2 separate regions of the Mus musculus genome follow, and region 2 is linked to region 1. Evidence: chromatin loops called from intact Hi-C (ENCODE). Cell type or tissue: left cerebral cortex. All regions are shown on one strand. Each heading gives the region's core, and the rest is flanking DNA. Links, peaks and the distances in the headings are about the cores only. Region 1 has its middle 8.6 kb from the start of Mir3086. Region 2 overlaps Hspa12a (heat shock protein 12A).

Region 1 (16,109 bases), core at 3,547-11,546:
AGAGGGTGGGCTGGACTGAGTGTCTTAGTTCTTGGGGACTGGATGCCTTGTCTCCAAATCTCTGCCCTTTAGCTTAGCTAGGACATTGCAAAATCGACCATAGGGGTGGGGATTCATTTCCTGCCCTGTGTTAAGTGAGGCTTTCGTTGGGGGTGGGGGTGGGGGGAGGAAGCAGCTTTGTAAGCCCGGGCAGTCAGTCTTGCGCCCCCTGTGTTTGTCTACATTGAGGCGCTTGTGCTGGTGAAGGTGAGGGACATGGAGAGTGGGGATGTGTGTGTGGCATCCAGGGCAGCAAGAGGCCAAGTGTGGGAACGGAGAGGTAGCTGTGAAGCCTGCTCTACCTCACTCCACGGGGTTAGTCATTTATCTCAGGGCTATTTTTAGAGCCATAATCTGAATTACGTTTCTTACGTTTTAATTATTAAAGAGTTATTACTAATTATGATCTTGATAATAACCGACCTTTACTGAGTTCTGAGTAAGCACCTAGGACTTCAGATGCCCTACAAGCTGTATTTGTAAAGCCTGATCTTGAGTTGTGTATAAATTCTTTGATTTGCATAACAACAGGCACTATGACTTCCAGTGTAAACATAACCTTTTGCCACAGAAAACCACAGTATTATTTATTTCATATTTCCCTTTGAATTCTGTCTTCTTCCCAAATACAGTTTAAAAGGAAGCCATATTTCACTGCTATAAGTGGAAAACTAGCAGTACCTGTCTTTAGTAAGCAGAATCTATTGTTTAACTTTAATTAAATAGCCATGTGCCCAAAATACCATTGGAACTCAGCGTTTGAGCTGCCTGCAATGTGGGTGGGTGGACCTTCCACACCAGAAACCCTGCAAGGAAAAAGGAAGCCATTTTGCATTTTGTGAAGGTCTCTACCTGGAGAACTTTTGCATTTATTTTGCTTTATTCAAATTCTGAGGTGGATGCTTAACTTTGTAAATATTTAGCTTTTCTTTTTTTCCTTTTCCTTTCTTCTCTTCTCTTCTCTTTTCTTCTTCTCCGTCTTCTTCTTTCTTTCTTTCTTTCTTTCTTTCTTTCTTTCTTTCTTTCTTTCTTTCTTTTTTTTTGCCCAGGCTGTCCTTGAAGTCATGGTATAGCATAGGATAACCTTAAAGTCCTGATCCTTCAGCCTTCATCTCCTGAGTCTAGGGTTACAGGTGTGTGTCACTGCCCACTACTCTTGGATTTCTTTAAACACACACACACACACACACACATATAAACACACACACATATACACATAAGCACACATACACAGGCAGGCATATACACATATTCACATACATGGGCACACAAACACATACATACACATATACACACAGCAACATACACACAAGCACTCATGTATACACACACAGAAACACGTGTACACATGTACACACATACACACACATATATACACATATACATACAAACACACACATGCACACATAAATACACATACAAACACGTACATATCACATACAAATACACACATACACACAAAACCACACATATACACACATATTCATACACAAACCCATACATATTCACACATGCACACACGGAAACATATACACATACATGCATACACATATACACACACACAAGCACACACATACACCAGCACACACACTCTCTCCACTGCTCTGGCTTCTTGTAGACTTTAATATGAAGATATGAGGTATTTATTTTTTCAGTATTGCTTAATTCTTCTCGTTTATGTTGAAATGCAAATACTCAGAGTCCACCTTGTTCCCAGGCATTCTGTCACATGCGGGCACAAGCTTTTTTTTTTTTTTTTTTTTTTGGTTTTTCAAGACAGGGTTTCTCTGTGTAGTCCTGGCTGTCCTGGAACTCACTCTGTAGACCAGGCTGACCTTGAACTCAGAAATCCGCCTGCCTCGGCCTCCCAAGTGCTGGGATTAAAGGTATGCACCACCACTGCCCGGCCCCCCACAAACATCTTGATACACATGTGTTGTTCTCCTTTCTGTCTGGCAGTCTTCCTGAAGACTTGCAGAGAAAAGCCTTCAGAAGGTGGCGTTTCTTTTCTGTCTGATCTCGGTTAAAGTGTCCTCTGTGTCTGATGCTCAGCAGCTTCAGTAGGATAGGCCAAGTGTGGATTTCGTTCTTCACCTTGTATTTTTGGGCCTAGGGCTTGATAGCTTTGGTAACTTCTAGAAGGTTTCTAGCCACATCTCTGCCATGCCATTTCCCCTGGTCTACACACCCTTGCTTCCTGACATCCCCTCACATCTTGCAGTTTTATTCTTTAATGGTCAGTTCATTTGCACAGTTTTTCCAAATACCGATTCTCTTATCTGAGGTCTGTCTGACCATCACACTTTTCAGTTCTGGCAGCAATCAGTTCCTTCTTCTCCATTCTCATATAGCCAATGCTACCCTCTCTATGTAGACAAGGCTGCCATTTAAGTCCCGACCTTCCTGCCTCTACCTCCTGCATGGGATGGCTAGCCGTCTTGGTTTTGTTTTTTTTTTAAATATGTCTGGACTCTTGACAATTTCTTGTTTCCTGAACATATATCCAAACTTGCTTTGAGGTGAACACAATTTATAATCCACAACTGTTAATTCCACAGGAGAGTGGGTTACCACCCCCACCCCTCATTATATCAGATGTATCTTTGTCCCAGGAAGAGAAAGTGCAGCAGGCTTCCACAGCTGCTTCCTCCCCCTGCTGTCCTGTCTCCCCCGAAAATCCTGAAATGAGCAGAGCTTCCCAGCAAGTCCAGGGTAGGCTGGGATTCAGGTGTGTTTAGTGTGTTTGGTGTTCCAGACAAGGAGAAGGAGGAATTTGGTGTTGCAGGATATCTGATCACACCATGAACCCTGAGATTATGTTATTTACTGTAAAAAATCTGTTTCTAGTTACGGTGCGGTTCAGTCCTTAGCACCCACGCCTTTAATCCAAGTGGTCAACCGTTTATTGTGAACAGGCTTAAATAAAGTCAACCATCGGTCAAAAGGCAGAGCAAGCAACCAGTTGACAGGAAGTGAGCATAGGAAAAAAAAAACATACAGACTAAGAGGAAGTCAGGAGGTCAGACAGAGACACTCACAGGAAGTTGGAGGGCGGAACATTTGATTTGAGAGATTTTTCAAGACAGGTATGTGAGAAGAGGACTTTTGAGAATGTGTCCGCTGTGGAGGAAGGTCGGCTGGGTGCTCTCTCTGCCTCTCTGAGCTAGCAGGCGTTCACCCCAGCATCTGGGTCCCGAGTCTTTATTGGCAAAACTGAACCTTTGAGATTTTGTTAAAAAAATGTTGGTTACTAAGCATCTAGCTGAAAAAGGGACAAGGGTCCTCAAGCTCCCAGGGCACCTGACAGACTCTTAGGAACTGGTGATGCCTTGGAAGGAACTGATGGAGGAAGCACCCTCCCACAGGCTAGACCACCCAGAGCCCAGTCAAGGCTGTGCCTGGAGCAGCCCGGCTGGTGAGCACAGTGGTCAGCGTGCACGCCCAACCATGGCTTTTGTGTGGATCCAAGCACGTGTGGAAACTCCTCTGCACTGTGCCAGGACCTGGACGTGTTTAAAAAGTGTATCCACCCATCATTGTAATTCTTGCTGCTGTCACTGTGTTCCCAGGGGAACGCTGGTCCAGGAGCATGTCATGTCCAGAGTGCCAAGGGACAGGTCTGTTCAAAAGAACAAGGCCTTCCAAGCCAGAAGAATTCACATCTTGGGCCCAACTAATAGATAATCACAGACCAGTCCCTGAGCCACAGTCAATGCTGAGGACTGAGGAGGAGGGTGAAGCTAGAGGCTGAGATGAAAGAACAAGCAGTCAGGGGAACCATGCCCAAGAAGGGAAGAGGTGAAAATGGCGGGTGGGGGGGGGGTGCCAGTGGGAGCGGGAGGTGGCAGTGGGGGACAGGAGGTGCCAAGTTCTCTACAGTCTTGTTCTATCTTGGGAGGGGGAGATAGGGGCTGAGGAGTCCCTATGGTGACAGCCTGCATTGGGCAAAATTTGAGGATAAGGAATTACTAATTAGTAATAAGGCGGAATACTTAAGTGTATGAAATGAATAATATGTAGCTAAAAAAATAATGATATAGCATTAGGCGTTTGAGACATGTGGACTCCAAGCAATTAACCTCCATTCTTCTTCAGAATTGCAGTTGTACTAATTGGCTCCTTTGCTCTGACGGGGCCGTATTAACCTTTCTGCTTCTCTCTGAAGAAGTAGGTACAGCGGGTGGGGTGTACTGCTCCCCCTGAATAATAAGCTATTTGCAAATCCAGCCCCCCCCCCCCCAAATCGTAACACTGAAAAGATTCTGTCGGGTTTTCTTTATAATGCTGTCTATGGAAAAGATGGTTCACTTCTCCCAGTGGCCATTTGGAGAAACGCAACACGAAGCAGGCCCTGTCCTGGGTGCTGCAGTCACAGCAGGGGCAAGACAGTCTATAGTTTGTGGACCACAAAGATGCGTGGACATGTAGGTGTGGAACGCCTTCTCGGGCTGTGCTAGAGGGGCTAGCATCCTGGAAGGAAGAGTCCCCCCCAGAATAGGGTGGAAGCTGCTCCTCCAAGGGGGACATTCAAACTGAGATGTAGGCACACAGGAAAGAGACCTCCAGCTTTGGAGAGAACCAGAATTCCAAGCAGGGAATGAAAGTACAGAGGCCCTAGGCCTAGACTGTAACTGGAGCAGCAGGCTGGCCAGCACTCAGCCTTAGTAGAATGAAGATATGAACTATAAGGAAGTATGAGATTGGAAGATGCAGTCAAGGACCAGACGACACAGCCCCGCGCAGACCACGGCCGGGGTTGGGTTGATTGCAGCATGTAGCAGAGCCCCTGGTTGGATGTGAGCAGGGCCTGTGGGCAGAGGCTCACACTGGCTGCTGTGGAGGGATCAGGCTGACAAAACAGCAATAGCAGGGATAGTGTTGTGAGAGAGACACATGCATGTGGAGAGTTTGTTAAGCCTGACCAAGAGTGTGGAAAATGGAGCACAGCCACTGCCCGCCTCCCCAGCCAGAGTCAGAGCCTGGGCACTTCAGAAACGCAGTGGGGCAACTCCTCCCCTCCCATCGGCCACGTGATGGTGGTCACTACCGTGGATAGTGTGGACAAGGGACCAGGGACGTGCCTCAGGGTCAGAGGGCTTGCTCCACACACTCTGGGTCTCACCCCCAAAGAACTGATGGGGCAGTTTCCTCTGTGAGTTCTACTTAGATATAGAGACGGATCTACAGTGCCTGAGATCCAAGGGGGCTATGAAGGTTTGGGTGTGGAACACTGCTCCTGGGTTCATGCCGAGCAGTCTCATGTCCCCAGATGGTGGGACTGTCTCTGGAGGGTGAACATGCTGGAGGTGGGGCCTCACTGGAGGAAGTGAGTCGATAGGGAGCAGGCCTCTGAAACGCTCTGTCTGGCTCTGTTTTCTGTCACATTCTCTCTGTCCTCTTCCTGGAACCCTCTGCAGCTAGGAGCCCAACTAAGTCTTTCTTCCTGTCCGTCGTTCCTGTATTCTATGACAGAAAAGCAGCCAATGCAGTAGCTGTGGCAGCTTTGTTCTTAATAGAGGAACACCTGAGCCTTCATCAACAGAGGCTAATTACATAAGTCACAGTGCAGGTGTGTGTGTGTGAGTGAGTGAGAGAGAGAGAGAGAGAGAGAGAGAGAGAGAGAGAGAGAGAGAGAGAGAAAGAGAATATATAGGGGTGAATACTCTCCCATACTCTCCCATTCCTGATTCCTAGGAGTGGCAGGAGTGTTCTTGAAGAAACATTTTTTTTCCTTCAGGAACATGTGTGTGTGTGTGTGTGTGTGTGTGTTTCTTTATATATAATATAAAGATAAGACATATGAAACATGAATTTTGTACTTTAAAGCAGGGCAATCTGTATGTACAATGTAGTGAGCCTTTGCTTTGCTATGTGACCCTCCCTGCATATTGGTGTGTTTGTGACTGGAATAATGGGTGCATAGTATTCCACCAGGCAAACACCACATGTCACACCTAACCAGAGTTCCCCTTCTTGTGTTCTGTATCAAGATCACAAACCCACTTTTATATGTCTGCTCCTCAACAATTTAAGTAATTGACGGGTACCCCACCATACCAATTCCATGCGTGCTGGCCTTAGCAGGAAGGTTGTCTCATACCACGATTGGTGTGCACAGAGTTAACTTTTATAATCAAAACAAGTGGACATGGTGGCATATTTGTAATTCCACCCCCCACAGGAGGCTGAGGTAGGAGAATTTTAGTTCAGGGCTACAGAGTGAGTTCAAAGCTAGCTTAAGTCACTTAATGAGACTCTATCAAAATTATTTAAAAAGTAAGGGTGTAGCTCAGTAGTGGAGGACTTGTGTGAGGCCCTGGGTTTGATCCCTAGCACCACAAACCAAAAAGCAAAAAGCAACAGCAAAATTTGGACGTGGTGTACACCCTTAATCCAAGACTCAGTAAGAGGAGGCAGGTGTGTCTCTGAATTTGAGGCCAGCCTGGTCTTTATGAGTTCCAGCACAACCAAGGGTACATAAAGAAACCCTGCCCCCCTCCGCCCCTCCCAAAACAGAAAAGGGCAGCAAAATAATTCCAGAATGTTAAAAATGATGACATACTGTGTGTTTATTGTGCAGATGTCTGACCACAGCATATTATTGAAACAGAAAACAAGGATAAAAAACAAAATTGAGGCGACAAGACTTTGGTAGCCCTATTTCTGTGTGTTTTCACATATCTTTGAGCACAGGGATTCACAGAATCTGGAGAGATGCTCACCAGCTTCTAATAGGCTTTTCCATGTAATATCCCTTTCGTCCTTTTTAGCACTATAACGTTTTAAGTATTGTGGAGGGAAAACTGTTTGACCCTGGGGGAGATTTACTTGGGAGAAAGATCACAAATTACAGTCCAGGGACAAACTTTTGCATTGGGGTCTGCCCTCTTTTACAGGACGCTTCTTTTCACTTAAGGATTAAATTGTATTCAGTTTCAAATCGCCGCTATTACTGTGTGGAGCTGTATGCAGTTACCAGATGCACCACAAGAGGGCGGTGTTGGAAGGACATTGCGAGCCCGCTGCCTCTAAATCAGGGACTCGAATTTTGCAGGGGAACCTTGATTGCCTAGCCTCCTCAGGACGTATCCTCCAGCTTCCAGTTTGCACCACGGCACAGCTGTTTATCTTACTGTTTCTTCCTATCCCGTTGGAATGTTCCTTAGTATGTTTGTACTTCATCAGCGGCACAGCAGAAGGATTTGGCTGCAGCCTCTGCCCCTCCTACTTCCTGCTCCAGCCCCAGCAGCCCAGTGTCTTTGGCTTAGAGACTTGCAGCTCCAGGGCCCTAACAGGGAACAATGAGTGTCCTGCTCCCCTCCCTGTCCCATCTACTGAACTATACGACCCTCCCCTTCATCTCCCTATTTTAATATATTGTGCCATGCAGCTCTCTGCCTCCCTGTTCCTTCTTCCCTTCCCTCCTAGTCCCACCCTTCCACACCTTTCTCCCATTCCCCCCCTTCTCCCCTGGGTACCACCCGACCCTGAGAAATCTAATCACAAGTGGACTAAGCCCATCCTCTCTCACTGAGGTCTAACAAGGCAGCTAGGGGAAGGGGACCAAAGATAGGCAACAGAGTCAGAGACAGCCACTGCTACAATTGTGAGGGGACCCACATGAAGACCAAACCTCACCTCGGCTACATATGTGTAGGGGGCCTAAGTCCAGCCCATGCATACTCTTTGGTTGGTGGCTCGGTCTCTGTGAGCCCCCATGGTCCCAGGCTCTGTAGGTATTCTCGTGGTGTCCTTGACCACTCTGGGTCCCAATCCTTCCCTCCACTCCTCCACAAGATTCCTGGAGCTTTGCCTGATGTTTAGCTGTGGGACTCCGCCTTTTTTTGGGTGAGCTGCTGGGCGGAACCTCTGAGGACAGTTACACTAGGCTCCTGTCTGCAAGCATAACAGTATCATTAATGTGTCAGGGGTTGGCTCTCTCCCATGGGATGGGTCTCAAGTTGGGCCAGTCATTGGTTGGCCATTCCCCCAATCTCAGCTCCATCTGTATTCCTGCACATCTGTAGTCAGGACAGATTTTGGGTGGAAGGTTGTGTGTGTGGCTTGTTGCCCCCCTCCTTCCACTGGAAGTCCTGCCTGGCTACATGAGGTGACCACTTCACTCCCCATATTCCCTGCTGCGAGGAGTCTCAGCTAGGGTCACCCCCACATCCTCCCAGGAGCTTCCCCATCCTGGGTCTAAGGCACTTCCCAGAGATGCTCCCCCACCACTGATTTCCCTTCTCACTCCCAACCCTTTCACCCCCAACCCCTGTTATCCCCATATCTGATCCTCACCCCCAGTCCCCTCCTTACCCCGTCTCCCACCAGGTCCCTCTCTCCATCCACACCCAGTGTCTTTTTTATTTCCCCTCTGAGTGAGATTCAAGTACCCTCCCTTGAGCTCTCCTGTTTGCTTAGCTTCTTTGGGTCTCTGAATTGTACCAAGGTTATCCTGTATTTTCTGGCTGATATCCACTTATAAGTGAGTACATACCATGGATGTCTTCCTGGGTCTGGGTTATCTCATTCAGGATGATATTTTCTAGTTCAATCATTTGCCTGCAAATTTTATGATTTCCTGGTTTTTAATAGCTGGGTAGTATTCCATTGTGTAAATGTACCATGTTTTCTTTATTCATTCTTCCATTGAGGGGCATCTGAGGTGTTTCATAAAACTGCTATGAACATAGTTGAGCAAGTGTCCTTGTGGGATGGTGGGGCATCTTTTGGGTACATGCTCTGTAATGGTATTGCTGGATCTTGAAGTAGAACTGTTTCCCAATTTTCTGAGCAACCACCAGACTGATTTCCAGAGTGGTGGTACCAGCTTGCACTCGCACCAGCAATGGAGGAGTGTTCCCCTTTCTCCACATCCTCGCCAGTGTGTGCCAACTTGAGTGTTTGATCTTAGCTATTCTGACGGGTGTAAGGTAGAAGCTCAGAGTTGTTTTGATTTGCATTTCCCTGATAACTAAGGACTTTGAACATTTCTTTAAGTGCTTCTTGGCCATTCTAGATACCTTTGTTGAGAATTCTCTGTTTAGTTCTATCCCATTTTTAAATTGCATTATTTGGGTTGTTGGTATCTAATTTCTGAACAGAGCACCAACAGCTCATGTCACTAAGATCAACAATTAATAGACGGGACCTCTTGAGACTGAAAAGCTTCTGTAAGGCAAAGGGCACTGTCAATAGGACAAAACGGCAGCCTACAGATTGGGAAAAGGACTTCATCAACCCCACATCTGACAGAGGGCTAATATCCAAAGTATATAAAGAACTCAAGAAGTTAGGCACCAACAAACCTTTTAAGCTTTTAGATAAGCTGTTCATATTCACAACAAATAGGAAGATAATAAAAGGGAGGTGTGTGTGAAAACCACTTTGTGTCCCCCCACTTCATTCTCTCCCAATGAGATGAATTTTAGTGATGTGCTAGAACCTTCCACCTAAGTCTGCAGAGCTGAATGTGTGGAGGGGGTGAGGGAGGTTGAGTACACATACTCCTGAGGGGGAGGAGGGAGGGAGAACAAGGGAAAGGAGGAGGAGGAGGGAGAGGGAGAATGTGAAAGTCCATTGAGTGTGAGATATGGAAAGAAAATGAGAAAATGTGAGCGAGTGAGTGTGTGACATGGTGTATGAGTCTGTGCGTGACTGGAGAGAGCTATGAGTATATCTGTATGAGCTGTGAGTGTGCACATGAGTGCATCTGCATGAGCTGTGAGTGTGCACATGAGTGCATCTGTATGAGCTGTGTGTGAGTGTGCACATGAGTGCATCTGCATGAGCTGTGAGTGTGCACATGAGTGCATCTGTATGAGCTGTGTGTGAGTGTGCACATGAGTGCATCTCTATGAGCCATGTGTGAGTGTGCACATGAGTGCATCTGTATGAGCTGTGAGTGTGCACATGAGTACATCTGTATGAGCTGTGAGTGTGCACATGAGTGCATCTGTATGAGCTGTGAATGTGCACATGAGTGCATCTGTATGAACTGTGTGTGAGTGTGCAAACGAGTGCATCTGTATGAGCAGCTGTGTGTGAGTGTACACAAGAGTATAAGTTTGGGTGTATGAATAAATGTGTTAGTGTGACAGTGTTTACCTGTGTGAGTTCATGAATTCAGAGGAGTGTGTGGATATATATATGTTGGTGTGACAATGTGTGTGTGTATGACCTGTGAATTTGAATGGTTGGTGTGTGTGTGTGTGTGTGTGAATATGTCAAGTGTGGGTGAACAAGTGTGATGGCAAGTGTGCTTTGTGTGCATTTACATGATTGTATGCTTGTGTGAGTATGTACATGCCTGAGAGTGAGCCAGTGAGAATGGGTGTGCCAGAGTGTTCCTGGGTGTGAATGTGATAATGCTTGTGCTTGGGTGCTATTGTGTAGTTAGCGGGTATGGCCGCCATCCCAAGATGGCGCCCAGGACAGTTGCCAGGTCTTATGACCTGCACCTGACTTCCTCATTACCTCAGACTTAGCCACATCCCAGCCACCTGCACTGCACAGATGCCATGCCTTGTCAGCTCGCCTGAGGTGTCCTCACTTGCTGTGAACCAATGGACCGCTGTTAAGTGACTGGGGTGATTGGGAGGAGTCAGTAGAGTATTTAAGGCGTGCCCCGGGGTTGTTCAGGGGATTCCTGTTCCTGCATTGCAATTCGAAGTGTTCCTGAATAAACCTGCTTGAAGAAGGACAATGTGGTGTTGCGTCTTTCCTGCTGGTCGGGGTGGATGTGACAAGTTGTGGAACCCATACAGGGACTTCTGCTTTGCGAGAGTGCTGCGGGTCCAGAACTTCAAGAGGTCAGGGTAGCTGGCTGGAAAGCTCCCAGGTAAGTGGGACGATTCAAGTTCTCGGTTAGAGACTATTAGGTTCCCTGATTAGGGACTATTGAGGTTCTCGGAGTGAGACAATTAAAGTTATCCAAAAATTAAAAGAAAAGCAATTGGTTGTAGCCCCTGAAAAGGTGCAGAAGGGTAAGGTCATCCATTATTTAGGAAGCAAAATAACAGAAAGATATATAACTCCACAGAAGATTCAAATCAGAACTGATCATCTAAGGACTTTAAATGATTTTCAAAAGTTGCTAGGAGATATTCAATGGGTTAGGCCTATCTGGGTCTAACAAATAAGCAATTGCAACCTCTTTATGACATCTTGCCAGGAGCGACAGCCCTGGATTCAGAGAGAGTTCTTACAGAAGAAGGAAGGGAAGCCTTAAAGTTATAGAGAAGGCTATTCAAATTGCTGCTTTAAAGAGGAGAGAGGTTGATCTTCCTATATCATTATGTATTTTGCCATCAGAAAATCAACCTACTGGAGCCCTTTGGCTAGGGGCTCCTTTATTATGGATCCATCCTAAAATTTCCCCCGCCAAAGTGTTATCCTATTATCCTGCCTCGGTTGCCCAATTGGCATTGCTGGGTTTACAGCAATGCGTGCAGCATTTTGGCACCCCTCCTGATGAAATTATTGTACCATATGATAGTAGACAAGTTGAAGTGTTGCCTGCCACTGTAGATGACTGGGCAGTTTTAAGATGCAGTTTTTTAGGCAAGATAGATAATCATTTTCCCAAAGATCCTATTTTACAGTTGTGTAAAGCTCACCCGATAATTTTTCCTGTAATTACCTCTCTAGTACCATTGAAAGGGGCTCCTCTAATTTTTATAGATGGATCAAAGTCAGGATGCGGAGCCTATTTAGTTCAAGGCTCTGTGCCTATAGTTTTACAATTCCCCCCTGCCTCACTGCAAGTTATAGAATTACAGATTGTGACTAAGGTTTTTGAACAACATTCAGGGGCCTTTAATTTAATATCAGATAGTCAATATGTGGTTAATGCTCTTGCTATCTTGGAGGTGGTTGGTAGGGTGAATCTTAGGTCCAGCATTGGGGACTTATTAAGTAAATTACAAAATTTGCTATTACATAGATCCTCCCCCTTCTTTGTTCAGCATATCCGAGCTCATACTGGGTTACCAGGTCCATTGGATAATGACATAGTGGATAAGGCAGAACAAGCTGCTGTATTTCTGGCATGTCCTGCCCTCGACCTTGCTCGTGATTTTCATTCTAAATTTCATGTAAATTCTAAAACATTAGCCTCTCGCTTTGGGATCACCCGAGCAGAGGCCAGGGAGATTGTCAAGGCCTGTCAGGCCTGCGCTCCTTTATTACCTCAACCCTCCTTTGGAGTTAACCCACGAGGGTTACTCCCCCTACACGTTTGGCAGATGGATGTAACTCATTTTGCTGAATTTGGAAAATTACAGTTTGTTCATGTTTCAATTGATACTGCCTCCGGAGTCATTTTTGCTTCTTTGCATACTGGAGAAAAGGCCTGTCATGTCATAGCTCATTGCTTTGAAGCATGGGGCGCTTGGAGTCAACCCAAAGAATTAAAAACTGATAATAGCCCTGCTTATACTTCCAATACTTTTGTTAGCTTTTTAAAGATGATGGATGTTCATCTTGTACATGGTATTCCCTATGACCCTCAGGGGCAGGGAATAATTGAATGTGCTCATCGTACCTTAAAAGAATGCTTAATAAAACAAAAAGGGTGAGTTGCCCTAGGGGCGACTCCCTGGGAAAACCTTTCTATAGCCTTATTTACTCTTAATTTTTAAAATAAAGATAAATTTGATTGTACTGCTGCAGAGAGACTCAGTAATCCTGATGCATCTCAGAAGGGAACTTTTATGTGGAAGGATATATTGGATGGCCAATGGCATGGGCCAGATCCAGTGTTGGTGTGAGCGAGAGGGTCTGTTTGTGTGTTTCCCCAGGACCGCCGCCAGCCGTTGTGGGTACCTGAACGACTGACTCGAATGCTGAAGGATGACCAGAGGTGTGATGCTGATTCTCCTGGGAATACTGATGATGGTGAAGGGGTGCAGGAGTAAGGAGCTAAATCAGAGAGTTGATCTAGTGCAGGAACAAGTTGATGTATTGATGTGAGTGGATCTCACAGGGAACTGGTCACGTCAACTTGATGGTATGCTGAGGGATCTCCGACAGTCCATTGTTCACATTGTCACAGCAATATCGCACCTCAAGGAATGGGCTGGCATAGGAGGGCCGGCAATCATCTTCATTGCCACAGGAGTAATGGCCCTGTGGTGCATTTGCCATATGCAAAAAAAAGGCTTACCCATGTGCAGGCACTGTTGATTTAGGCTTTTGCAGCCCTAGAGCTGGGACAATCTTCTCAAGTGTGGCTTGGCATGCTAGAGAAGTAGTCAATGATGGGTAAGACTCCCTGGAGGTGTTACCAACCTAAGACAGGGACCAGACCACTGCTGTCTGTCCTCCTGATGACGGGTAAGGAGCATTATCGCAGGGGGCAACTTAAGACAGGCATTCTCTCTGCCAAAATAATAAATAAGGGGGAGATGTGAGGAGCGGGTGCGGCCGCGGCCCCAAGATGGCACCCGGGATGGCTGCCAGGTCTTATGACCTGTGCCTGACTTCCTCATTACCTCAGACTTAGCCACATCCCAGCCGCCTGCACTGCGCAGACGCCATGCCTCGTCAGCTCGCCTGAGGTGTTGTCACTTGCTGTGAACCAATGGACTGCTGTTACATAACTGGGGTGATTGGGAGGAGTCAGTAGGGTATTTAAGGCATGCCCCGGGGTTGTTCGGAGGATTCCAGTTCCTGCATTGCAATGCGAAGTGTTCCTGAAAAAACCTGCTTGAAGAAGGACAATGTGGTGTTGCGTCTTTCCTGCTGGTCGGGGTGGATGTGACAGTGAGAGTTTGAATGTGTATTGAGTGTGAATGAATGAAGAGTATACACAGGTGTGTGTAAGTGTATTAGATTGTATACTGCTGTGTGCATGTATATGGTTGTGCATGAGTATTTGAGTCTGTGAGAATCTTGTTCCTGGAGTGTACAAGAGAATGTATAAGTATATGTGGTTGTCTGTGTTGCATGGGGAGGGGGAAGGGACCCGCATTAGCATTTTCCCAGGAGACGCAAATGGTCAGATACAAATGATCGCTGTCAAGACAGATGAAAAATACCTCATTGATTTGAATTTACATTTCTTTAATTATAAATGAAGATGGAACATTTTTCTTTGAGAATGGTGTTTTAGATCCTGTTTGAATCCTGGCCCCAAGTGTACAAGAGCTCTGCGTCCTATCTAAGAAAATGTGTCGGGCACATAACATCCTGGCAAATGCCTTGTGCTCCTCCTCAGTTCTCCAGGGTTCAAGGCCGTGGTGAAAGCAAGGCTGAGCTGTTCCACATGTCCAGTTCCCTCGTGGGGTCCAGGCCCAGGGAGTCTCCTGGGGCCTCCTGGGCTGGCTCAGTCGACATTTCTTCTCTAGAACCCCCTTTGTCACTGCAGAATGATTTCTCCCCCAATGTGTGTGGAGGGGGGGTGAACAAGGACATCTCTAGGCCATAGAAGAAGGAAGGCAGGGGCAGAAGGCTGGGACCCTGTAGCAGAGCTGGCCAAGCAGTCCATGTGGGCAGGAAGGATGTGGATGAATCAGACTGATTCTTGGGTGGGGATTTAGGTCAGTGTTCACAGGGCACAGTAGGGGGAGAATAGGGTCAGGACTGCAGGGAGAAAGAAGGAAGAGCAAGAATGGCAGTGCTCAGAGGACAGGCTCTCTCTCTCTTTCTCTCTCTCTCTCTCTCTCTCTCTCTCTCTCTCTCTCTCTCTCTCTCTCTCTCTCTCCCCTCTCCCTCTGTGTGTACGTGTGTGTGTGTGGGAGGGAGCATGCACCTGTCAAACACCTCCATGGAAGAGGAGGTTCTGAGGGAGAGCCAGATGGCAGCTTTGGCCAGAATCCAGGCAGCAATTCTGAGCTCCCTCCCTCATTTTCTTCCTTTCTTTCCTTTCATTGTGTCCCAGACTGGCTTTGAACCTACTATGCAGCCCAGGATGAGCTTGCTTCTATCGCCAACGTGTTGGGATTAGTCTCTTGCACCACTACAGCTGGGCAGTGGGGATTGACCCCAGGCTTTGTGTGTGGTAGGCAGTTGTTCTACTGATATATACAGCCCTAGCCCTTCCTTCCTTCCTTCCTTCCTTCCTTCCTTCCTTCCTTCCTTCCTTCCTTCCTTCCTTCCTTCCTTCCTCCCTCCCTCCCTCCCTCCCTCCCTCCCTCCCTCCCTCTCTCTCTCTCTCTCTCTTTCTTTCTGCAACCCTAAAAGCACCGAGGAGAGAAGGGGTCTGTCTCACAGGCATCAACTCTAAGCCACATCTGATCTTCCAAATTCATTTGTTAAAACCCATCCACTCAGTCACTCTTTCATTCATTCATCAACCAAAACTCTTTGTGGAGTTCTGAGTTTACAAGCTAAATGAGAGACGAATGAGGTTAACTCTTGTGTCAGGTGTCAGGGCTCACAGGCAAGTAGGAAGGAAAAAACCATATGCCAGCAAGTAGGGAAAGTGTCAGTGTGGGAGCTAACCTCTGCAGAGCAAGGGAACAGGGCTGTGTGCTACTAAAACTCTTCAAAGACCCCTTTGCATGGCAAGCATGGCAGGCAGGGAGCAGCGAGACAGAGTCTATATAAGTCAGGGGTAAGCTTGTGGATTGGAAGGTCTGTCAGGGGGATGGGATCTGGGTCCTTGAGGGCCAGGGCAGCAAATGTATTTTATTGTATGAGTAGTGTGGTAAATCTCAGCTGTCAAACTGAGAACCACCGGGAAGAGAGGCCTCTGATGGTGCCTGTTGGGCATTATCTTGATTAGGTTCATTGGAACAAGAAGACCTGTCCATTGTGGGTGGCACTGATCCATGGACCGGTTCATGAACTGGATAGAAAGGAGAAATCAGGCTCAGCAGAAGCACCCGTTGCTCTCTTCTTGACTCCGAGCACAATACAATGTGTGCAGCTGTGTCTTGAAGTCCCCATTTGGACTTCAGCTATGAACCAAAATGAACTATTCCTTCTTTAAGGTGCCTTTGTTTCACAGAAACACAAAAGGAAACTAAGGTAAGAATCCCATGGAAAGTTAGTTTCTTTTGTTATATTTGCTTTGGGTAGTATATAAGGCATGTATTTATATTACAAAATTGAACATGAATTAGAGC
Region 2 (16,109 bases), core at 2,946-10,945, 84 kb after region 1:
ATTGAAAAAGTGACTCACAGCAAGTCTGAGGCACTTAGCTGATGGGGGAACTCGCAACTTGACTGGAAGTCTGGCCAGAGACAGTGCCACAGGTATCTCAGTGGAAGATCCTCAAGATGGGAGGCACCCATCTGCTCTGTGCAGACCTTCTCATGCTGGATGTGGCATGAACACGTTAGAACAGGTTAGAACTCAGCCGGGGCAGCAGCGACTGGGCCCATGTCTGGCACTAAGGCTGCTCCCAGGTCTAGGCCTGGCAGGGAAGGGAACAGTGCAGGCTCCTGGCAGCCCTGGCTTCTGGAGGGCAGGAGCCCGGAGAGAGGGGAAAGGAACCATGAGCAACCTGCCCTTCCCACCCTAGGGTTGAGCCAACCCCAGCCCTGCCCCCCTGCATGTCTGTGTCTGCCCACGGGTTTCCTCCTCTGGCCCTGTGTCTCCTCCTCAGGAGATCCCCATCTTGTCACCATGGCTGTCACTGGGCTATGGAAGCTGTCTGGGGCCCCTCCTTCTTTTCCATGCATGCGTTCTTTCTTCTGGATGCTCCCTACCTGTAGCTGCCTCCTCCCCAGCACCCCAAATGGCTATCTGAGCTCCCCCTTCCTGGGTCCTCTGTGCTCCTCATTACCATAGCCATTGGCTGCCTCGGCCCTCTCTGGTCTTTTTGGCTTTCTCCTCTCTCTTCCTGAGTCTCTCTCAGCTCTGCCCCAGGCGAGGCATGACCTCTGCACCTACCTGCCTTTGGGCTCAACAGCAGCGTCCCTGATCTGTTGTTAGACTTGTACCTGTTCCCGTTATTCACAGATCTTTCCAGCCCGGTTCCACTGCTGTCCCAGCCCATCCCTCACTCTTCTTGTGTGCACAGCATATCTTCTTGTGTGCACATCTTCTAGGCTTTGCCTGACCAAAGCCATCACTTAACCACCTGGGCCAGCTCACCTAAAGCAGCCTGAAGTGACCTTTCTTCTGAGATCTCTCCTGGGCCCCACCAGCTGTTGCTTCTGCTTTCCCTGGACCCTCAGATCATGTCCCTGGGCTCCCTCTTTTTATCCGGTCAGGCATGTCTTGCTGTATTTGTCCAAAAAGGTCTTATTTAGAAGAGGAATCCAGCTGGTTATGTACTTATATCAGCTGCTGAGTGCTTGAAAATGAAAAATAAAACAGTATATGGCCTACCAGGCTTATTGGAAGGTTGAAATACGATAAGCACTGTACCCATGTGTCACCAGCATATAGCTGCTCAGCAAACACTTGAGTAAAAAGTGAATGCAAAACTTGTCTTGAGTAAGAACCTGGTTCTTGCCCCTTCTCCTTCTAACTGAGGCGTGTCTAGATGTTAGTCAATTGATACAGAGTGAGTCTGAGCTCTCACATCAATGACAGATGTAAACAGTAGATACTCTGCTCCACTGTGCTGACTAGACTGGGGGTTTTCAAAGACCTGTAACTTCTGCTTTTCCTTGGTGACAGGAGATGGGAAGGAGGTGACCCTGGTGTTTCCAACCAGAAGACCCCGACCACCATCTTGCTGACACCAGAGAGGAAGTTCCACAGCTTTGGGTACGCTGCCAGGGACTTCTACCATGACCTGGACCCCAGTGAGGCCAAGCAATGGCTGTACTTGGAGAAGTTCAAGATGAAACTCCACACCACAGGGGTGAGTTGGTCTCTTTAGAGGGGGAGCAAGGGACTGCAGTGTAGGGAGTCTTCCACTTGATTCCCTGGGTTTCTCCTAAAAAGAGGTTAATGGCCATCTAACTAGGTCTTGGAATAGCCTGGAAGGCTCCTCACATCTATTTGTGGGCTCACAGTGCATCCTGCTGTTGGGTGTGGGGAGGAGTTGTTGGGAGTATTTAGTTGTTTGTTTTGTTTAGGAAATTGACAGGCCAGAGAGCATCCCAGCTGTGACATGGGTGCAAGGTGCTGCCCTCTTGCTGCCCAAGGGGCTGTTGAAAGATCAGAGGCCCCTCTACCCACTGAGACCAACTCGTGGCTGAAGACCCAAGTAGGGGAGGTGGGTCAGGGCTGAGGCTATTTATTAACTGATCGGTTTGGAAATAATTACCAGTGTAAAAACATCTTTTATTCGCCAGATGTAATTGTTTCAGATTCTTACTGCTGAATAAGCTCACACTTTCTAACTCTTTCTGAACTCTGGTTGGCTGGTTCAATTCAGCCTGTTCCTGGCCCAAATGCTTCTCCAAGCATTCTCTTAGCTTTTGACTGAATTGCTCACCTGCAACCTGAACCTGTCTCTGTAAAATTTCTCTCTCTCCCACTCCCTCTCCCTCTCTCTCTCTCTCTCTCTGCACTGCCTTCTAAAGCTGCCTCTCTTTCTTATCTGTTCTTGTGAGAGTTGGACATATTCCATCTCTGACTCATTCTGTCAAATCTATCTCTGATTTGTCACTTTGTCTGCCTCTCAACTAGACGTCACTTTCAAACCAGGCTGCTTTCTTCTACAAACTAACTTTACCTTCATTATTTGGGATGAAAGGTGTGTCCTAAGGGCATGTCTATATTCCAGCCATAGGGATTAAAGCTGTGTCATTCCAGACAGATCACACAGACCTAGAAAGTCTTTGGATATGACCCCCTTGTCAGAGCAGCCATGTTGCTGGATTAAAATTCCTCTGCAAACCAGTACTAACAGACAGGCCACCCTCTGTGTGTGTGAAGAAAGAAGTTAAGTGGGTGTGGTAGTTATTAGAGGGCTGAATGACAGACCATCAGCTTCACTTCTAAAACTCTGAGCAAGCCAGTGTTCTGTGAGTGGCCCAGGTCAAACAGGCACCCCCTTCCCAAAGCTTCATGGGAAAGGTGGAAACTGGATGAAGACCATAGGCTCTGGCCACATGCCATGGGTCTCAGTGCCGCCCCTGACTCCTCTAAGACACTTAGTCCAAGCCACATGACCTTGCTAGACCTCGCTGTGCTTCCGTTTCAAAATTCTATTTATTTGCCTACTTTCAATTGACTCTGTGATTTTTTACATCATGAACACCAAATCCCATTCATTTCCAGGTCATTCCATATCTGCTTCCCATCCTGTAGCCTCCTCCCCCATCCCCCCCCCCAAAAAAAAAACCCATCTGGCCATGGAAACTGTGGTATGTCACAGTCTGTCAAACAGTACACTCTTCTGCTCAAACAACTTTACTTGCAGATGTTCATTGCAGTGAGTCATTGGTCTGATTTGAGGCCTCTGGTTTCTGCTACACATCAATCTTGGATTCTCACGGGGACTCCTCTTGGATATCCTGTTGTCCTGTGTCATGGAGACCCTGCAGCTTTGGATCTGTAGTACCAGCCCCTTCACATGCTCCAGCAGTTCAGAGATTGGGTAGATGTTGGGGTGAGCCAGCTCAAAGGCCTGGATCAGGACCTGGGTGGTAGCTGAGTTGGTCAGCTTGCCTGCTCTCCCATGCCCACGCCACCAGGGCCAGCTCTCCATCACTGCCCAGGCAAAGGATTGGGCCAACACTTGTGTGCCCACACCACCAGGGCCAGCTCACACTCCTTTTTAAAATGGAGACAGTTACAAGATTATGTTCACAGGGAGTATAAGGATCGAAGTGATATACATGCATGATGTCCCCAGAGGAAGGAAAGTTGTAGTCGAATGGTAGCTTCCATTGGCGTTTGAGGAGACAGCAAAGGGGAGGCAGGAAAACCCCCACTGGCACCTCGCCCTCCAGGGCTCAAGGCTTACGTGAGGTTGCATTTCTCCTGGATGAAAAGGTCTCGCACATTTTTTTTTTCAGATGGGAGGCAGTGCTGACTGTCAGAATTGGGCAATGGAGGCACGGGGAGAACTGTAGCTTCTCGGGACTCTGCTGCCTCCCCGAGCCTGAGAATCTAGAAGCTGGGCACCAGGAGAATGGGGCGCTGGCCGGGAGCAGTGAACATGAGCAGATGGTTTAGGATATAACCCAAGGCCCCACACAGACCCATCAGTAACTCGTGGCCCCGCCTCAAAACAGTGGCAAAGCCTGGCTATCTAGCCTACATCAATCTGATTAATTTGTTCCTCCCACTGAAAAGTGGGTTAGTCCAGAGGCTTCCTTCCACACCCACCCATCCCTCCCCCCACTGCCTCCGGGGACCCTGCTCATGATTTTTTTTTATGACCTCTTTCCACCCACCATCTGGCCTCTGCACCGTATCCCCTGTCAGAGGACCGTGTACGGTAGCTGCCTTGGCTTCTGGCAGAGCCAGAGAGGCAGCAATGCCTGCCTGGCTTTCAGCAGATTAGACAGAACCGGCCTTAAAATAGGAACTCTTCTATTTTAGTGACTTGGCTGGCAGCTCGCCGGGGAAGGAGAGGTTGCTGTGTGTTAGCGTCCCGCTTGGCAGTGAAGTGGCATGAATCAAGCTGTCACAGAGCTCCCAAGGGTGACCCATGTCTGGACGTTGCATGTGAACTGCACCGGACTTGGCACCTGCTCTCCATACCCAGGACTTGCTATGGGCCAGAGGCTCCTGCTCCTGAGGAGCCAAGAAGGGGAGAAGGAGAGGGAAGGAAGGAGGACACAGTGAAGGTGGGGCCTGGGGAGAACCCCCAGAGCTTTAACAGAGTAAGGAGACATTACTGCCTGGTCCCTTGCAGGGGTAAGGAGGTACGCCATTGTCTCTGCCTCTTTCAACATAGGGAAGCAGGATTCCTCTGGTCTCCAAACAGCCATCCCAAACCAAAGGCATGGTTCCTCTTAACCAAGGTCACATCTTTCTCCCTGTAGGACCTCACCATGGACACAGACTTAACAGCAGCAAATGGCAAGAAGGTCAAAGCCCTCGAGATCTTCGCTTACGCCCTGCAGTACTTCAAGGAGCAGGCTCTGAAGGTAAAGCCTAGGGGCAGTCAGCCTTACGTTAGGCCAACCTTGGGTTGCTGCACCTGCCCGGGAGGCAGAGGTGCAGCCTACGGGGAGAGCATGTGGGCTCTGAGGTTACAACAGTCGAGTATGTTCCTTTGTTGATGTTTTTTAAATTTTTTTTTTAAAGGTTTATTATTTATTCTATTTATGAGTACACTGTAGCCATTTTCAGACACACAAGAAGAGGGCTTCGGATCCCATTACAGATGGTTGTGAGCCACCATGTGGTTGCTGGGATTTGAACTCAGGACCTCTGGAAGAGCAGTCAGTGCTCTTCAACTACCCAGTCATCTCTCCAGCTCCTGAATGTGTTCTTAGGCAACGCTGGTGGGAAGGTGAAACGGTTCAGCATCTTGGAACAGATTTGGCAGTTCCTAAAAAAGACAAACACAGAGACATGACCCAGCAATTCCACTCCTAGGGAAATGAAATCACACGCACATAAAACTATTCACATTGAAAAATTCATAGCAGTGTTATTTATAAAAACTAAAAAGCGGAGACAAGTCAAATGTCCGTCAGATGATTGATAACCGAATGTTACTCAGCCATAAAAAGACATGAAATACAGATGCATATCACGGTCAGATAAACCTTTCGAACATCATACGAAATAAAAGAAACAATACATAAAAGCCTCATTATATAATTATTTCCCTTTGTATGAAATGCTCATAATAGGTAAATCCACAGAGTCATCAGTCCCTTCCCTTATAGGGTGCATATGAAATAATTGAGAAGAGCCCAGGGGCGCCCTGCCTCCACACTGCTGTGTGGGATGTAGGCACAGGCTCCTCTGGAGTTCCTGGTAAAGGACTGACTGCTCAGCAAAGCCACAGGAGGGGTGTCCCGGGGGGTGTCCCGGGGGCCAGCAGCATCTCTTCACCTTCTACACTTATTCTTCTCGGCATTAGGAACTGAGTGACCAGGCAGGGTCGGACTTTGAGAACTCTGACGTCAGATGGGTCATCACAGTGCCTGCCATCTGGAAGCAACCAGCCAAGCAGTTCATGAGAGAAGCTGCCTACCAGGTGAGGGACGTTGGGATGGTGGTGGGGGGGGGGGGCAGAGGAGAAGGAGCTGAGATTCCCACAGTGGCAACTGTGACTGTGCTCAGATATCTCCCAGCATCCACTAGCTTCCTAAGGAATATGGGAAGAGACATGGGTAAAGGGTCTTCTTGTGCCTCAGCTTCCTGGGTCAGCCTAACAGGCTCCCTTCCTCTCCCCCCTTTTCCCCACTCTCCTCCCTCCCACCTCTCCCCTCTCCTCTCCCCCTTCTTCCTCCCTCTTCCACCCTCTCCCCTCCCCTCCCCCTCTACTCTCCTCTCCTCCTCCTCCTCCTCCTCCTCCTCCTCTCTCTCTCTCTCCCTCTCTACCTCTTCCCCTCTACCCCCTCTTTCCCTCTCTCTTCTTCTCCCCTCCCTCTCTGTCTCCCTCTCCCTCACCCTTTCCCTCTCTCACCCTTCCTCTCTCTCCCTCTCTTCCCTTCCTCTCTCCCTCTCCCCTCCCTCTCTGTCTCCCTCTCCCCCATCCTCTCTCCCCCATCCTCTCTCTCTCATCCCTCCCTCTGGATTCATGTGTCTGGGTCATGGTTCCACTGTAAATTTTGGGGACTGGATTTCAAGCTGTGGCTCAGAGACATTTCCTGTAGATATGAAAGATCATGAAAAACTTCAGGAAAAGCCTTGGAAGCAAGAACATTTATATAAGAAGGGAGTAGAGGCAAGGATTCAGCTTGGCCAGGAGGCTGACAGTGGCCACCTGCCTCTGGGAACTGGACCGCCCTCTGCTTACTTGCCCGTCAGGGCCATCTAGAAGCATGTGGACTCTCCGAGAAGGGTAAGGGCTAACATACCGAGTGCTGTCAGGCTCCCACACTAGGGCAGCTCCATGGTGAACCTGTCACCCTCAGAGCCAAGACTCTCTCTCCCAAGATTGGTGACCAGCTATCAAGAGTTCACCCATGCCGTAGATGTTCACAGCCTCTCTGATGGTTGATACTGATGGCCAGCTTGACAAGATCTGGAATCTTCCAGGAGACAAACATTAAGGCATGTCTGTGAGGAAATTTCTGGCCATAGTTGATGTGGGAAGATCCATCTTACAGCAGGAGGCACCTCTCATGAGCAGGAATCCTAGGCTGACTAAGCTGGAGAAAGGGAGCCAGGCACCAACATTCATTCTTCCTGCTTCCTGGCGGTGCAGTGTGAGCCTCTGCCTCAGGTTCCCGCTACCATGCCTTTCCCTCCATGACCGTGACCAGACTGTACTCCCAAACCTGGGGCCAAAATAAATCCTGCCATCTTTGAACTACTTCTGTCAGGTGTTTTCTGCTAGCTGCAAGAAACGTACCAATGCGGCCTCCCTACCATCACAGATAACTGTGCCAAGCAGTCTTCTGTGGTCTGTCCCTGTCCCCAGCCGAGCTGGCTTTTGATGAGCCTGGAACAGTACTCTGCCTTGAGAGTCAGGGTTTGGTCTTTAATCTCAGTCCTAGCCAGGGCTGGCACGTCATCAGTGCCTTAGATGTCTCCTTGTCCTCTGTCCTCATAAGACCTCCCAAGAGACACCATACCCACTTTTTCTCAGGAGGCAGACTTGTGACATCAAGCCAGTAGCCATGTATATGATCCTTTCCTACCAAGAGTCACCGAAGCACCCTGATCCCCAGCAGGTGGTAATGTGGCCCCGTGAGTTTGAGCACCACAGGCTCTGTTCAGTACTTAGGGCTTTACCCAACGCAGCTCCCAGAGCTCAGCTTGTTCAAGGTCAAGGGCGGATTATCCTCCGCTCACAGTCCCCTTTCCGGGGCTGTTTCCTCTGCTCTCCCCCTCCTCTGTGCGGTGAGAATCTGGCTCTATGTATGAAGCTGCCAAAAATAGATTTGCTTTTATAGGGCTGAAGTAAGAGGCAGGAAGTTGCAGAAGGAGGCAAACCTTTAAGAAGAGAAGGATGCAGACGCACCTTAGTTGTTCACAGGAGCCCTGGGCATAAGCCTTCAGGGTGTGTCCAAAGATGGGTGTGTTCAGGGGTGGGCCGTCGGGACTTGACCATTTGCCCATACTGCACTGTGCTCTGAACAGTTCTCAGGAAGGATATGCAAACTTCATGGCCTCAGCTCGAACTCCCCAGCCCACAGGAAGGCTTCAGCAGCAAATGTATGACCTGTAGAGGGGTCAGATCTTATTTTTAGACTGGAATAAAAAGAGAGGTGCGTGGTTGGTCAATTTGTTAGTCCGGGCAGCTCTGGCCTGGCTCTTCCTAGGATGGAGTCTCTGAGTGGGTAGGACAAGGGGTGGAGTCACCCTTCAGAGTCTCAGGAGAAAAATCCGACAAGGAAGGGCATAGTGTCCTTGGTGGAATAAAGATGGCCTTACAAGCCAGGGGTGGTGGCTGATCCCTGTAATCTCAGTACTTAGAAGGCTGAGGCAGGAGGATTGGTTTGCTCAGAGGCATGCAGGACATTGAGACTGTCTTCTAAGTCAGGTTAACTTTTCTTTGGTGGTGGGTCCTTTATAGCCACTTTGTTTGTTTGGCTAGTCTTTGATTTTTTTTTTTTTTTTACTCATTTCTTCATTAGGCCCTTACACTGGGGCCCCTGTGTGCCAGGCTCTGAAAGGCACTGGATAGAATGGCCCAGCTGAATTAGGGTCCTCAGGTTGCTCATGGGGCCCAATGGCTTACAGATAGGAACTTAGAGGATACACACAGGGAATGGTTGGTCTGCGGTGTCTTCAGCTTGCCTTCAGGAAGAGTTCCAGGAAGAGTGGGGGTACAGCACATGACATCTCTTCACCGCACCCCTCTGCCTTTTAAACTGTAGCATGAGGAAGATTCAGTCCTGGAAAGTTAATTTTGTGGGTCAGCTCAAGTGGGTCAGAGTTTGTCCAGGTGTTTGGTTAAAAATAATGCTCTTGGTGTTCCTATAAGGATGATTTGAACGTCACCATTTAGCTGCCCGGAGTAAGCGGGTGACTCTGTTACACGGATGGGCCTGTTCTAGCCAACTGAAGGCTGAACAGGGCAAAGAGCTGCCCCTTCTCTGAGCGGGAAGAAATCCTTCCTGCTTGCCTTTCAGCTGGGACATGTATTCTTTCTTTTCTTCCCTTTGGATTCCGATGGAAACATCAGCTCTTCTTGGGTTGTGAGCCCGTGACCTTCAGACAGGAGCTACCCAGCCAGATCTCCTGGATCTTGGGACTCATCAGGCTTTGTAATCGTGAGCCAAATCCTTGTAAGACATCTCTTGCTGCGTGTGTTGAGTACCCTGCGTGTATCGTTTCCCTGGAGAACCCTGGTTTATGCAGTTCATAAGCAAAACAAGTGTTCTGAGCCCAGTGTCTTCTGGGAACGCTCACAGGGTATCTGTCGATCTCCATGAAAGGACCTTAATCAGATGAGCATTTGCTTCCTCCTACACCGTGGTAGCTGCCTGCCAGCTCTCCCACAGGAGTGACCTTCGAATGAAGCAGAACTAGTGTACCAGCAGAACACTAGTAGGGAAGCTGGGCGGCCATTCTGCTCGCGTGGGGAACACAGAGGCCCTCCTTCAAGTTTTTAGGAGGCTTTCTTAGTACAAGTTTTTGTTACGTTCACCTGCCAGAGGGAGGGAAGGAGACTCAGAGAGAGAAGAGCTAGGATGATCTTGGCAGAGCATCCTCTAGTCTGGACTAGGTCTAGGGCCTCCGCTTGAGTCGGTGCCCTCGAGGGCTGCAGAGTTGTGCACACAGACCTGTTTTGTCCGGAGACCTTCCCTAGGTTGCTGGTCTCAGTCGTGGGAGAAAGAATGTGCCAAATCTCAATCCCTTAGGATTTGCACACTCTGGACGGCTATGGATCCTTGAAGAGCAGAAAGGACACTGGATTGTTCATATGAGGCCTTCAGGAAAGATCTAGGAGGGAGGGAGGGAGGGAAAGAGAAGACGGGGCGGGCAGGGGAGAGGAAGGGGGAAGGCTAAATCTCAGAGGACCGTGGACAGGAAATTGTCCAGTTTTATTTTAGAGGCATTTTGCATAAAATGTGTAACCCTGGTGAGTTCCAGAAGCCTCTTAAATAAATGATACTCCCATGTACAGTGACCTCATTTGACATGGAGACGCAGCGTGTAACTTCCTGCCTGGACAGGCTGCAGTGAATAATAACCCTATCAGGGGAAACCTAAGTGCATGTACGACTCCCATCTGGGGCAGCTGGGACTCGACGGCAGCCCGGTAGAACATGTAGCTGGCCTGGCCGTCTTTCTCATGTGTGGACGAAGTCTCTTGGCTGGTTTTCCTGGCAGATTGCAAAGGACCGAGGAGCTGAGTAGTTGGGGTAAACAGCCACTTCTGTGGGCTCCCCGGAGAGCAGTTCAGTCGCCCACACCTCCTGAGTGGATCTCACAATTCCAGAAGGGCTTTAAAATTTAGCTCCCACCAGGCAGTTTTAGATCCCGGAGGAGTAAGTGGGGTAGCATGCTGCAGGTTTGCACACATTTCAGGACGCCCGGGGCCCTCCTACAGAATGCGCATGCTCAGTTCAACAGAGACCAGGGCCAGGAGAGCGCAGAAGAAGGCGGCTGGCTGGAGAAGGGGTTGAGTCACTACTTCAGCAACTGAGACCTGCTACAGAGTGAGAAGACCTCCCTGTTGTGCTTAGGGAGCGCAGAGCCCAGTGCAGAGGCTTGATGTGTCTGTACCAACTCTACATAGTCGGAGGCAGACCGAAGTGCCCGGTAGCAGTGCCAGTGTTACTGGTGGTTAGGGTACGGACTGGTTTCCGAGCTCTGGTGTCTCATGCAAGAAAGAAAGGCAGAGTCACAAAGCAGCCAGAAAGCTTTACTCAAAATAAAACATTTAAAAGGAATATACTCTTAAGATTGGCTGTATATATTCATGCCCAAATGAAGACACATTTGATCACTAGGAGGTAGTTTTCATGGTTTTATCTATTGTACTGACAGATGAAGCCTTATGCCTGTTTCTCTACTGTGCCTGTCCCTTCCCATAAAGCATTTGGTTTTTAAATCATATACACAACCCAACTAGGCATAGCCATAAGATGATAAATGCAGGAATGTCTCTGAATGTTCACTCTGAGGACATAGTTAGCCTTATTGTGCACGTACCCCAAACTTGTCCAGGTCGGATTGGCCTTCCTGCTTGCTGTGCCCAGACATAAGCAACTGAATTGACTCTAAGTTTGATGGTCTTTAGGGTGAAAACTTATTCCATTGCTACAAGCACAATGTGTGTGCTGCTCAGCGCAGTGTGCAGGCCTCTGTTGCTAACACGTTGCTAGGTGCGCTGTTCAGAGAGGAGTATGTGTGCAGATGAAGGATCTAGGCTGTCAAGTATGTGCATGCAGGCGTGCGTGCACACACATAGCCCAAGCTGAGTGGAGTCCCAGGTGGCTAAACTACCCCCTATGCCTGCCTCCCAGTAGAGAGGCGCTCACACAGGAATAGTAACTCCAGAGTACCAGCTCCAAAGGCAGAGAAACCCTGGGCTCACTGATCTCTGGGCCAAGGAGTTTGTATGAGCGTGGTTCTAAGTATCTGAGCCCAGGCTCTCCTGCCAGAGATGAAGCTGTCTAGGATTTTGAAGGCCTAGGCAGTTCTATTCCATCTCTTCCTGTCCCTGGGGGCGCATGAGTGGTTCCCAGATCCTCCTGGAAAAATAGAAATATTTGTACAGAGTCAGCTGACCCCTGCAGCGCTTTGAAGAGTCACTTCCCACAGCTCTCCATTATGGCTCCATAGGAGCTCACTGGCAGCCACAAAGCTCCTTGGTCTCTTGGCTAATGTGACGACGGGGGCTGGAACAAACGAATGGGGTATGGTTACTATATTGATTGCCTTTCTGTTGCTGTGATAAAACACCACAACCGAAGGAAGCTTGTAGAGAAAGTTCACCTGAGTTCAGTGATCTGGAAGGACAAGAGCCTGTCCTGGTGGGGAGGTGGCAACTCAGGGCTGAGAATCCTAGAGAGTACATCCTGAACACGGATCAGTGAGAGCAGACAGGAGGACAGGCGGAAGTCTGAACATCTCAGCCCTGCCCTCTGGGACATGCTTCCCTCCCCTAGCAAGGTCCTGCCGCCAAGGGCTCCACAGCTTTCTCAAACACCAGTCACCAACCAGGGTGTCTTAGTTTGGGTTTTACTGCCGGGAACAGACACCATGACCATGGTAACTCGTATAAGGACATTTAATAGCGGCTGGCTTACAGGTTCAGAGGTTCAGTCCATTATCATCAAGGCAGGAGCATGCCAGCACCCAGACAGGCATGGCATAGGAGGAGCTGAGAGTTCTACATTTTGTTCCAAAGGCAAACAAGAGAAGACTTGCTTCCAGGCAGCTAGGAAAAGGGTCTTTTTAATATTATTACTATTAATCATTCCATTCATTATATCTCAAGTGATATCCCACTTCCTGGTTACCCCTCCACCAACCCCCTATCTCACATATGCCTTCCCCACTCCCCTTTGCCTTTATGAGAGTGCTTCCCTACCCACCCACATTCACCTGGCCCATCGCTCTAGGATCCACCTACTCTGGTGCATCAAACCTCCCCAGGGCCAAAGGTTTCCCCTCCCTCTGCTACATACATATCTGGAGCCATGGATCCTGCTCCACTATGTTTATAGCAGCCTTATTTATAATAGCCAGAAGCTAGGACAAGGGTCTTAAAGCCCACACCCACAATGACAAACCTACTCCAACAAAGCCACACCCACTCAAACAAAACCACTCCCAATCCAGCGAGGCCACACCTACTCCAATAAGGCCACACCTCCAAATAGTGCCACTCCCTGGGTCCATCATATTCAAACCACCATGCAGATGAGCCTATGCGGGGGGTGGGGGGGGACGACACACGACCCAGACCTGTGACACCACCCAGACTTCATGTCATCATGGTGGCCCCTCCTTTCTGGAGTGGGGTACACACCTTCACCTCTGTTTTTTTTTTCCTGTGTATCTTCTCATAGTTGCAGTGAGGGCCCCTGTGGAAATGGGTCACAGGCATTGCTGTGAAACCAAGCCAGCCCCTCAATGTGTGCATGGCCTCTACCGTTTGGGGCAGACTCCATTATCCTGGGCATGTCTTTTTGTTGTTGTTTTAGAGACAATCTCTCTATTATGTAGCTCCAGATATCCTAGGACTAGCTCTGTCGACCAGGCTGGCATTAAATTCACAGAGATTTACCTGTTTTTGTCTCTTTCATGCTAAAATGAAAGGTATGCACTGCCACACCCGGTCTATGTCTGATTTTTTATAAAAGAGTGTATTTTTAATTATGTATATATATATATGTGTGTGTGTGTGTGTGTGTGTGTGTCTGTGTGTCTGTGTATGTCTGTGTGTCTGTGTGCCTGTGTGTCTGTGTGTGTCTGTGTGTCTGTGTATGTGACTACCGTACCCAGCAGTAGCAAAACAGGGCCTAGGATTTGCTGGGGTTACAGTGACAGGTGGCTGTGAGTTGCTGTAGATGCAGGGAGTGAAACTCCCGTGCTCTGTAAGAGCAGCAAATGCTTTTTCCTGTGAACCATCTCCCCAAGTCCCCAGAGGTGTCCTTTCAATGTTAGGCTCTGAGAGGAAGAGACCATCTTGCTAATCGTCAGCCACACACAAACCCAGGTTTTATCTCCCAGGACTTAAGCCCTTGAGTACAATTTCCATGTAAAGATTTTGTGGGGCTGAGAACTTGGTATAGTAGGTAAGGTGCATGTTGTATACATGAGGATCTAAATTTGGATCTCTAGAAACCCTGTAAAAGCCAGACATGGCAGCTATGCCTATAGCCCCACTACTAGGGAGGGGGGAGAGGCAGATGCATCCCTGGAGCTCTCTAGCCAGCCTAGCTGAGATGCTGAGCTCCAGATTCAGTGAGAGCCTGCCTCACAAAGGAGAGGTGGAGGGCAGTGGAGGAGGACACCTGAAGCTGGCTTCCCACCTCTGTGCATTACACACACATGCAAACGCACACGTGTACCACACACACTCACATACACATACATACACACATCACACATACATGCAAACATACACATACCACATATACATACACACATGCAAACATGCATACACAACACACACATACATACATACACATACATCAACACACATCACACACACATACTCACACCACACACACATGCATACATACAAACACATGCATATACCACACACACACACCACACACATATACCATACACACACACCACACACACACAAATACACACACTTACCACACATACACACACACACCACACACACAAATACACACACATTCACACCACACACATACACCCCCCCCCCCCACACACACATACAGTTTCCCTCTGACTCAGTCCTGCTTAGGATGTCAAGGGGTGAGGAGTTAGGTGAAGCTGACTCTAGGCATCTGTTCTCCCAGGAGGCCCTTGGTGCTAGAAGCCCAGAAAAGGCTTGCCTGGCACGGGAGTTGTCCTTTGGCAGGGGAGCCCAGCCCTGCTTTACTTTGGATTTAAGTAAATGAGGATCAGCAGATTCAGCATCCCTGTGGTACTTCACGTGTCTGACCCATCCAATCTCGCTGGGGCACCTTTACCTTTTAGCTGTCTGTGTGCTGAGGGTGTATGGTCTGACCTGGGGAGGAGGAGGGCACAGGTACTTGCAACTGCTTCACGGGGAACAGAGGGAGATCCTTCATGCCTAAGCCAGTGTCATCTAAGGGCAGCCCAGCCAAATAGGTCCAGGCTAATGTGCACCATCGTTGCTTGCCTATGGAGTTGCCGTAGCTGGGAGTATAAGGCAGTAGGGAAGGGGCACCCCATCACTGGTGCAGGGCATGGGTGTGGGTTTTGAAGCCAGTCATCCTGAGGTGGTTATGGTCCTAGAGAGGCACATGGAGAATCAAGAATGAAGACTTTCCTTTGCCTATCTGGTTGGTATAGCTCTTTTGGATGTTATCAATGACACTGGAGTGTGATTGCCGTTGGGAACTCCAGGCAATACGTTATCTGATGCTGTCCCTCCCAGGGAGTGAAGAGATGGTGCCTAAAACCAGAGGAGGAGGTTTTGTCAAAGGGCCAGGCCTCTCCCCTGTAATGCCAGCACTCCAGGCAGGAGAGTGGCGTGACTTAAGGAACCTGATTTGACCTGTGTTGACATTGGATGTGTGAACATGTCTCTGCTTAGCTATGCATGTTCCTCGGAGTATTTCCTGTCCTAGACAACTGGGGTAGTTGGGCACTCTCTCTTTGGGACTTGGTATCTTCCTGTTTGTGGTGGTTTGAGTGATAAATGTCCCTCATTCTCTTGGACATTGAAGCACTCGGTCCCCAGTTATAGCACTGGTTTGGGAGTGTTAGAAAGTATGACCTTGATGAAGTAAGTATGTTACTGGGAGAGGGCTTTGAGGTTTAAAAGCCTAGAGCCATTCCTGGTGTGCTCTTAATTTTATGCTTGTGGCTCAAGATGTGAGCCCTTCTTCTGCCCCCTGGCCATTGCTTGGCCATTATGGACTCCAGCTCTCTGGAACTATAAGACAAGATAACCTCCTTTCTATAAGCTGCCCTGTTCATTGTGCTGGCTAGTGTTATGTCAACTTGAAATAAGCTAGAGTCACTGGAGAAGAGCGAGCTTCCGTTGAAGAATTGCCTTAGTAAGACCCAGCTACAGGCTAGCCTGTAGGATATTTTCTTGTGATCCTCCAGCCTCTGCCTCCTTCAGCAAACCCTACCGGTGTGCACCACCACAACCAGCATGGCATTTTCGTAATTAGTGATTGCCAGAGGATGGTCACGCCCATTGTGGATGGTGCCATCCCTGCACTGGTGGTCCTGGATTCTATATATAAAAAAAAGCAAGGCAGTAAGCAGCACTCCTCCATGGCCTCTACATCAGCTCCTGCCTCCAGGTTCCTTTGATGATGAACAGGAATGTAGAAGTTCTAAGACAATGAAACCCTTTGTCATCATTGCAACAGCAACCCTATAACTAAGACAGTTGTGGTGTTTTATCTCAGCAATAGAGAAGTAACTGAGACAGCACCTTTAGGGAAGGAGTTATATGAAAGGCTCTCCCCTCTGCCCTTGGCTCCTAGCTGTCTCTCCTGTGAATATACGGTGTTAGGACACTTTCTGTCTGCGAAACTTCTGGTATAGAGTGAGGGTAGGCATGAAGGACTTTCTCCAAGCAGGCGTGGCATGGAAACAGATCTTCTGGTTTCCTTAGAAACAGCATAAAAACAGCACATGGTGGCAGG

Evidence for each region. A loop is a pair of places that touch in the nucleus more often than their neighbours do. Peaks named below come from ENCODE experiments on the same cell type or tissue, not always from the same donor. Only the 100,000 strongest peaks of a DNase experiment are listed, where the experiment ranks them.
Region 2: it touches region 1 in a loop (3-fold over the local background); 4 of 42 quality-filtered maps call a loop at or near these places.

What each region holds. Positions count from the first base shown.
Region 1 is chr19:58,895,150-58,911,258 of GRCm38, reverse strand. It overlaps a transcript of Hspa12a not described here. Among named protein-coding and RNA genes, the nearest start is that of Mir3086, 8.6 kb to the left of the region's middle. In left cerebral cortex, for the core only: CTCF peaks have their summits at 4,397 and 7,013 (motif pointing right); DNase peaks (open chromatin) are centred at 4,394 and 7,044.
Region 2 is chr19:58,810,796-58,826,904 of GRCm38, reverse strand. It overlaps Hspa12a (heat shock protein 12A), which reads left to right. Exons shown (of 12, transcript NM_175199.3): 4 at 1,468-1,654; 5 at 4,737-4,841; 6 at 5,789-5,905. Among named protein-coding and RNA genes, the nearest start is that of Gm41877, 24 kb to the right of the region's middle. In left cerebral cortex, for the core only: no CTCF peak of the experiment used is centred there; DNase peaks (open chromatin) are centred at 9,225, 9,288, 9,580, 10,298 and 8 more places; H3K27ac peaks cover 6,802 bases.